2 separate regions of the Homo sapiens genome follow, and region 2 is linked to region 1. The links are chromatin loops, found by intact Hi-C in ENCODE. Cell type or tissue: OCI-LY7. All regions are shown on one strand. Links, peaks and the distances in the headings refer to the core of each region. The heading gives the core; the rest is flanking DNA. Region 1 overlaps TTBK1 (tau tubulin kinase 1). Region 2 has its middle 14 kb from the start of ZNF318.

Evidence for each region. Peaks named below come from ENCODE experiments on the same cell type or tissue, not always from the same donor. Only the 100,000 strongest peaks of a DNase experiment are listed, where the experiment ranks them.
Region 2: it touches region 1 in a loop (2.1-fold over the local background); 17 of 110 quality-filtered maps call a loop at or near these places.

The regions. Positions count from the first base shown.
Region 1 is chr6:43,270,114-43,273,023 of GRCh38, reverse strand. The region is part of intron 13 of TTBK1 (tau tubulin kinase 1); the gene reads right to left. Among named protein-coding and RNA genes, the nearest start is that of SLC22A7, 27 kb to the left of the region's middle. RefSeq lists a silencer at 694-943. In OCI-LY7, for the core only: no CTCF peak of the experiment used is centred there; a DNase peak (open chromatin) is centred at 1,643.
Region 2 is chr6:43,382,458-43,385,367 of GRCh38, reverse strand. No RefSeq gene overlaps it. Among named protein-coding and RNA genes, the nearest start is that of ZNF318, 14 kb to the right of the region's middle. RefSeq lists an enhancer at 1,690-1,869. In OCI-LY7, for the core only: no CTCF peak of the experiment used is centred there; DNase peaks (open chromatin) are centred at 688, 1,007 and 1,457; H3K4me3 peaks cover 2,105 bases; H3K27ac peaks cover 2,367 bases.

The DNA of each region.
Region 1 (2,910 bases), core at 295-2,794:
CAGTGGCTATTAAATAAAATCACAAATAATTGTAAGCCACCACTAAATGCAGAGTGAGACTATGAAGTGCGAAAACACCACTTTCAAAATACAACAAAGACAGCTGTCTCTTTTCAAAGCTGACCCCGAGGAGGCTACACGCTTTCCCCAAGCAGGGTATCAATCTTGAAACATTCTGGCCTTCTCTTGGGAAATGCTTCAGAAAACAAGAGTGACAATATTGCAGGCTCACAGCATCCCCACCTAGCCTGGGAACCGGAGACCAGCAACTCGACCCAAACCATGTGAAGCTCTGCCGAGCTTCACATGAACTTAATCCAACACAAGTGGCTTAGATGACCTTAACAATCTCCAAGAGTCAAAGCCACCCCGAAAAGATAATATTATTAAGATCACCTGTTAGCTCAGAGCTTTATGGCTTACAAAACACTCTCCCCTCCACCATGGAGGATATACAAAAGGATGTCCCCCTAAAGGACAACATGCTTTGAACCATGGCCTTGCTTTAAAGGACACACCCTCTCCCACAGGTGTCAGTTCTGAGGTGGGGGGTGTGTGTTTGAAAACTCAGCCGCCTTCTCAATGCTGGATCTCCCACTTCCAAAGGCGTTGGAAACAGTAATATGTATGTAATGCTGAAATGAGGCTGAAGCCAGTGCCATCATCTTCAATATTTCACAAGGCACTTTGGGATCTTAGAGTACCTCAGGGTTCTGGTCACTGAGATGGAGCTGTGCTCAGGGTTGAGTAGTGGAACCCTCTAGAAGGGAATGCTGGATCACAGAGTGCTTGGTTTCATCCAACCCCAGATTGGGTGGGGGGGCCCTTGCCCACACTGCTGCTGACTTATGGAGCAGATGGTGGGCAGGTTCCCTTCACTTCACCTCCTGCCACTACCTGGGGTGGATGGGAAGAGGGCAAGAGGAGGTGGCTGGGGGAGGCAGTGCCAGCAGGAGGGGAGTGGGGCCACTGTTCAGCCTCACCCCCTCACCTTTGTGCTTTTTGTTTTCTGTCCCTTCTCAAAGGGTCCACCTTGACCCTCTCCTGCCTACTGCCTGAGCAGGGTGCAAAGCCATCCAAAACAGCCCAGAGGGCAACAGAGGCTTGGGTTTGGGGAGATTCAAAAGTGAGCAGCTGAGATGGGGGTGGGGGTGGGGCACAAGTATTAGAACCCAAATCTGGCTTTTGTTGCCAGATGGAGAAGGTGCTCTTGGCCCAGACATCCTCAAAAATAAATAAATAAATAAATAAATAAATAAATAGACTTACAAAGAAAGATTTTGGGGAAAGGAGTGTGTGACTATGGAGTGGCTTATGTGAATGGTGTGGATGAGCCATACCACAATGGTGGCCCTCTGTGTGGACAGTTTGGCTCCAGGGCACTGCCCACCACACTTATGGCACCCCCAGGCAGGGGCCAGGGCCCTGAGGCCTCTACTCTAACCAGAGACATCTGGGGAATTGATGGGCCAAGCAGAGGTTACAGGGAGAGAGGGGTAGAAGAGTGAAGCTGGGATGAGAGTAGCTACATAGGAAACTACCAATGACTGCATAGACATCTTTCTGGCTCCCTAACACACATGTGCATACACACACTCATACAGCACTGTGCAACTTGCGCACGTGCCAGTCACATTGAGGTCTATGTAAATGGCACTTCCTGGAATTACACAGTGCACAGCCTGAGCATTCATCCATGGCAGCCCTTCCACATGCACAAACGCTCATTCGTAAGCACACTCTTATGCACAAGTGTACGCGCATGCACACAAGCAAACATACAGACACAGTCTCACTGAAATAAACATTTTGCAAATCTTTGGGCCTCCTCCCCTCCCCATACAGGCACGGCCCTTTCTAGTACCCACTTCACTACTACCGCATTCCCCAGGGGAACAGAGGTGCTGGCTGACATGGGCAGGATGAATAAAGGGAAACTTGGGCTCCCTGCAGTGAAGGTTGGGGGCTGAGAAATGGGCAGAAGAGGCAGGCGCAAGCTGGCATCCTGACACTTCCCCACTCCCAAGTGTCCAGATCCCTATCCAACCTGCCTCTCTTCTGCTGTGTCTTCACCACCGCCCTTGGGGCTGACCGAGCACCTACAGGAAGGAGTCACCTTCTGAGAAGGGCAGAGGTGGGGCTGCTCCCGCCTGGGATTTGTCCTGAGACACTGGTTTTGCTGACAAGCACATGGTTTCTCACGTCATCCTTAACAACCACCTTAGCTGCCACTGCTTCTAAGCTGGGTCTCCTCGTTGCTCAGTTCCAGCCTGCCTTGGGAGGTGGATCCCAGGCCCCTCTCATCCATCCTCAGTTCCTGAGGAGCCGAGGACAGACACCCAATCCTACCAGGGAGTGATGGCACAGGTGTCTTGGGGGAGGGGCAGCCTACCATGGACTGAGCCTTCCTGGGGTAAGATGTGTGAGGAGAGAACTCTGTCCTCAATGATGATGGCCTGAGAAAGTCTCGCTAGGTCACAGGGCTCCTCCCCCGATCACTGAGCATTGAAACACTCCCCACCACATTCCAAACCTGGCTGTCCTGGCCTCCATCCATACACAGGGACACACACACACACACACACACACACACACACACACACACACACCATGCAAGGAGGGTCTTGGCCTCCCGCCAGCCCCTCGGGGTGGATCAGACCCAGCCATGCCAAGAGATCACAAATTAAACAGAACAAAGCCCATACCAGAGTGCCTCTGGCCCTGCAGGCCTCATCTCCCTGACACCTCTCTTTCCACTGGACTCTGGACCCATCAGTGGCTCCAGCTGAGCGCCCCTGCCCTGTCCTGGAAACTGTACCACCAGCCCCACCCCTCCCTGCACCATTTGGCTGGCACCTACAAAGGGAGCTGATGGGGAGGTGGGACGGAGACTCTGCTTGGGGTGGGAGT
Region 2 (2,910 bases), core at 287-2,786, 110 kb before region 1:
CCCTTCAAAATGAAGGACAAGTTGCTTTACTTGTGCTACCTACCCCTAAACCAAAAGAGTCACATCACTTAGGTGAATTTAGAGACAACATTGATCATATTTGGGTTACTGCTCTGACCTCCTTATCTGGTCACTTGAAATGAAGCCATACTTGAGTGAGATTCAGAGGAAGAAAAGGTTCTCCAGCTGGTCCAGTCTGCAGTGCAACTTAGTCCTTGCGATCCTTATAATGTTCAAAGTGTTTGTGGCAGACTGAGGTACTTTATCATCTATGGCATGTCCTGATAGAATAATCATAGCAGAGGCCCTCTGAGCATGCCTTTTGGCAGGTAAATATTCTCTCTTTGAGAATCAGCTCTCAGCTTGCTGCTGGGCCACGGACACAGCATGATCATGGAACCCAGCATGATCACAGCATAATCATGAACTGGCTATCATCTGGTCTTCCTAGGTATAAAGCTGGTTCATACCTAGGACATGGATCCATTATCAAGTAGAAATGACATACACAAAATGAGGCCACAGCAGATCCTGAAAACACAAATGGCTCCTAGCACCCACACCACTACTTCTGCTGCATTGCTATTTCATCTACCACTATAACCAATGAAATGGGCCTTGTTACCAGACTGCAGTGGAATAAAGTCATGATTAGTTTGTAGCTGTCTTCACCTAATGTGCTGGCATTAGAAAGAAATGGGCTGCTGTGATACTGTGGCCCCCAATCAAGGGTGACCCTGAAGGACACTGAGGATAGTCAGGACTTCAAGAAATACAACTACCTGACCAGTTTTCCCAGAAGGAGAAACAGGTTAAGAGTCTACACTGATTTGGCCGGGCCCGGTGGCTCATGCCTGTAATCCCAGCACTTTGGGAGGCCGAGGCAGGTGGATCACGAGGTCAGGAGATCGAGATCATCCTGCCTAGCATGGTGAAACCCCGTCTCTACTAAAAAATACAAAAAAAACCCCAAAAAAATTAGCCAGGCATGGCGGCACGCACCTGTAGTTCCAGCTGCGTGAACCTGGGAGGCAGAGCTTGCAGGGAGCTGAGATCGCGCCACTGCACTCCGGCCTGGGTGACAGAGCGAGACTCCATCTCAAAAAAAAAAAAAAAAAAAAAGAGTCTGAGGTTAATGGTTTGGCTAGATGATTAGGGAGTTAGAAGTGATATTAAAATGAAGTTGGAGAAGTATAATGTGGAAGAACTTCTTAAAATGGTTCCCAAATGTGACAGTATCTGTCATGATTCAGTTGCAGACCACAGATACCACTCTACTTAATTTAAGGGAGAAGGGCGTTATTACCAGGGATCACGTGTGGCTTACACAATATTTGTAAGGGGTAGGGGAAGAAGCTTTAGGTGGAGCTTGTAAGAGCACTCCCCACACCCAGAATCTCACTGATTCTGCTATGCTTGGGTAAGCTATGGCTTCCACTGCAGGAAACCAGCAAATCAGCACGTCGGTAACCACAGAACCACACTTCCTCTGTCATGATTCACAGCAGCAAAGTGAATACTTCATATCCTGCCTCTTTCTCCACATCACTCAGTTAACTGGGTTTCACATTCAAGTCTCATGGGAATATACCTGATTGGCAAAAATCTCAATTACACCTGAAACCATAACTGTAATAGGATCTGAGAAATACAGCTTTTATCTTTCTAGACTCTCAGTATAGAAAGGTACGAAGGAGTTTAGAATGTATGTTGAGAAAACCAGTCTAAGGAGTTTAGAACGTATGTTGAGAAAACCAATCTACTATAATGAGAACATTTGTGCCTCGTGAGTAGAAGAGGGTTATCAACAATCAGGTAGAGAAGATGAACTGCTCTATGGATGGTATCCACCCTTTCCCCTAGTTACACCAGAGTGTGCTGTATGAGCTTGTGAACAAAGTGACCATGGGACCACTGATGGAGGCAATGCATGTTGAGTGTAAAGGCTCAATCACGTGGACGTTCTCACACTAAGATTGACCTGCTACTGCCAGTTTGGACCTCTTCCTTCATGGACAGGGCAGTAATTTATCTTCATTGTAGAAGAAACTTACTTTAAATTTCTATATATTTTTCCTACTCACTGTATTTTTGCCAGCACCATCCAGAAACTTACTGAATGACTCATAAGGCATTCAACATGACATCCCACACAATGATGCTTTTGGCCAAGGGAGTACTTTTACGGTGGAAGAAGTAAGACAGCTGGGATACACAATTCAACTCTTCTGGGATTCCTTATTTAGTTTTATTGTATATTCCAGCTAGTCTTATAGAATAGGCTTACTGAGGTCTTAGTTTTTATTTTGCCAACTGGAGACAACATCTCATAAGATCATAGCGGTATCAGCCGGGTACGGTGGCTCACGCCTGTAATCCCAGCACTTTGGGAGGCCAAGGCGGGTGGATCACTTGAGGTCAGGAGTTCGAGACCAGCCTGACCAACATGGTGAAACCCCATCTCTACTAAAAACACAAAATTAGCCAAGCGTGTTTGGCACATGCCCGTAATCCCAGCCACTCGGGAGGCTGAGGCAGAAGAATAGCTTGAACCCAGGAGCTGGAGGTTGCAGTGAGCCGCAATCGCACCATTGTACTCCAGCCTGGGTGACAAGAGCAAAACTCTGTCTCAAAGAAAGAAAGAAAAAAAAAGATTAGAGTGGTATCCTACAGAATGTGACATAAGCTCTGAAATAGTGACCAACGATGTGGAGCATTTCTCTCATAACCAAAAATATACAAGGGTGGGGATGAGATATATAGGTGAGGTGGTACCTATTACAGTTACACTTGTGGCTGGGCGTGGTAGCTCACACCTGTAACCCCGGCACTTTGGGAGGCTGAGGCAAGGGAATCTCTTGGGCCCAGGAGTTCAAGACCAGCCTGGGGAACATGGCAAAATCCAGTCCC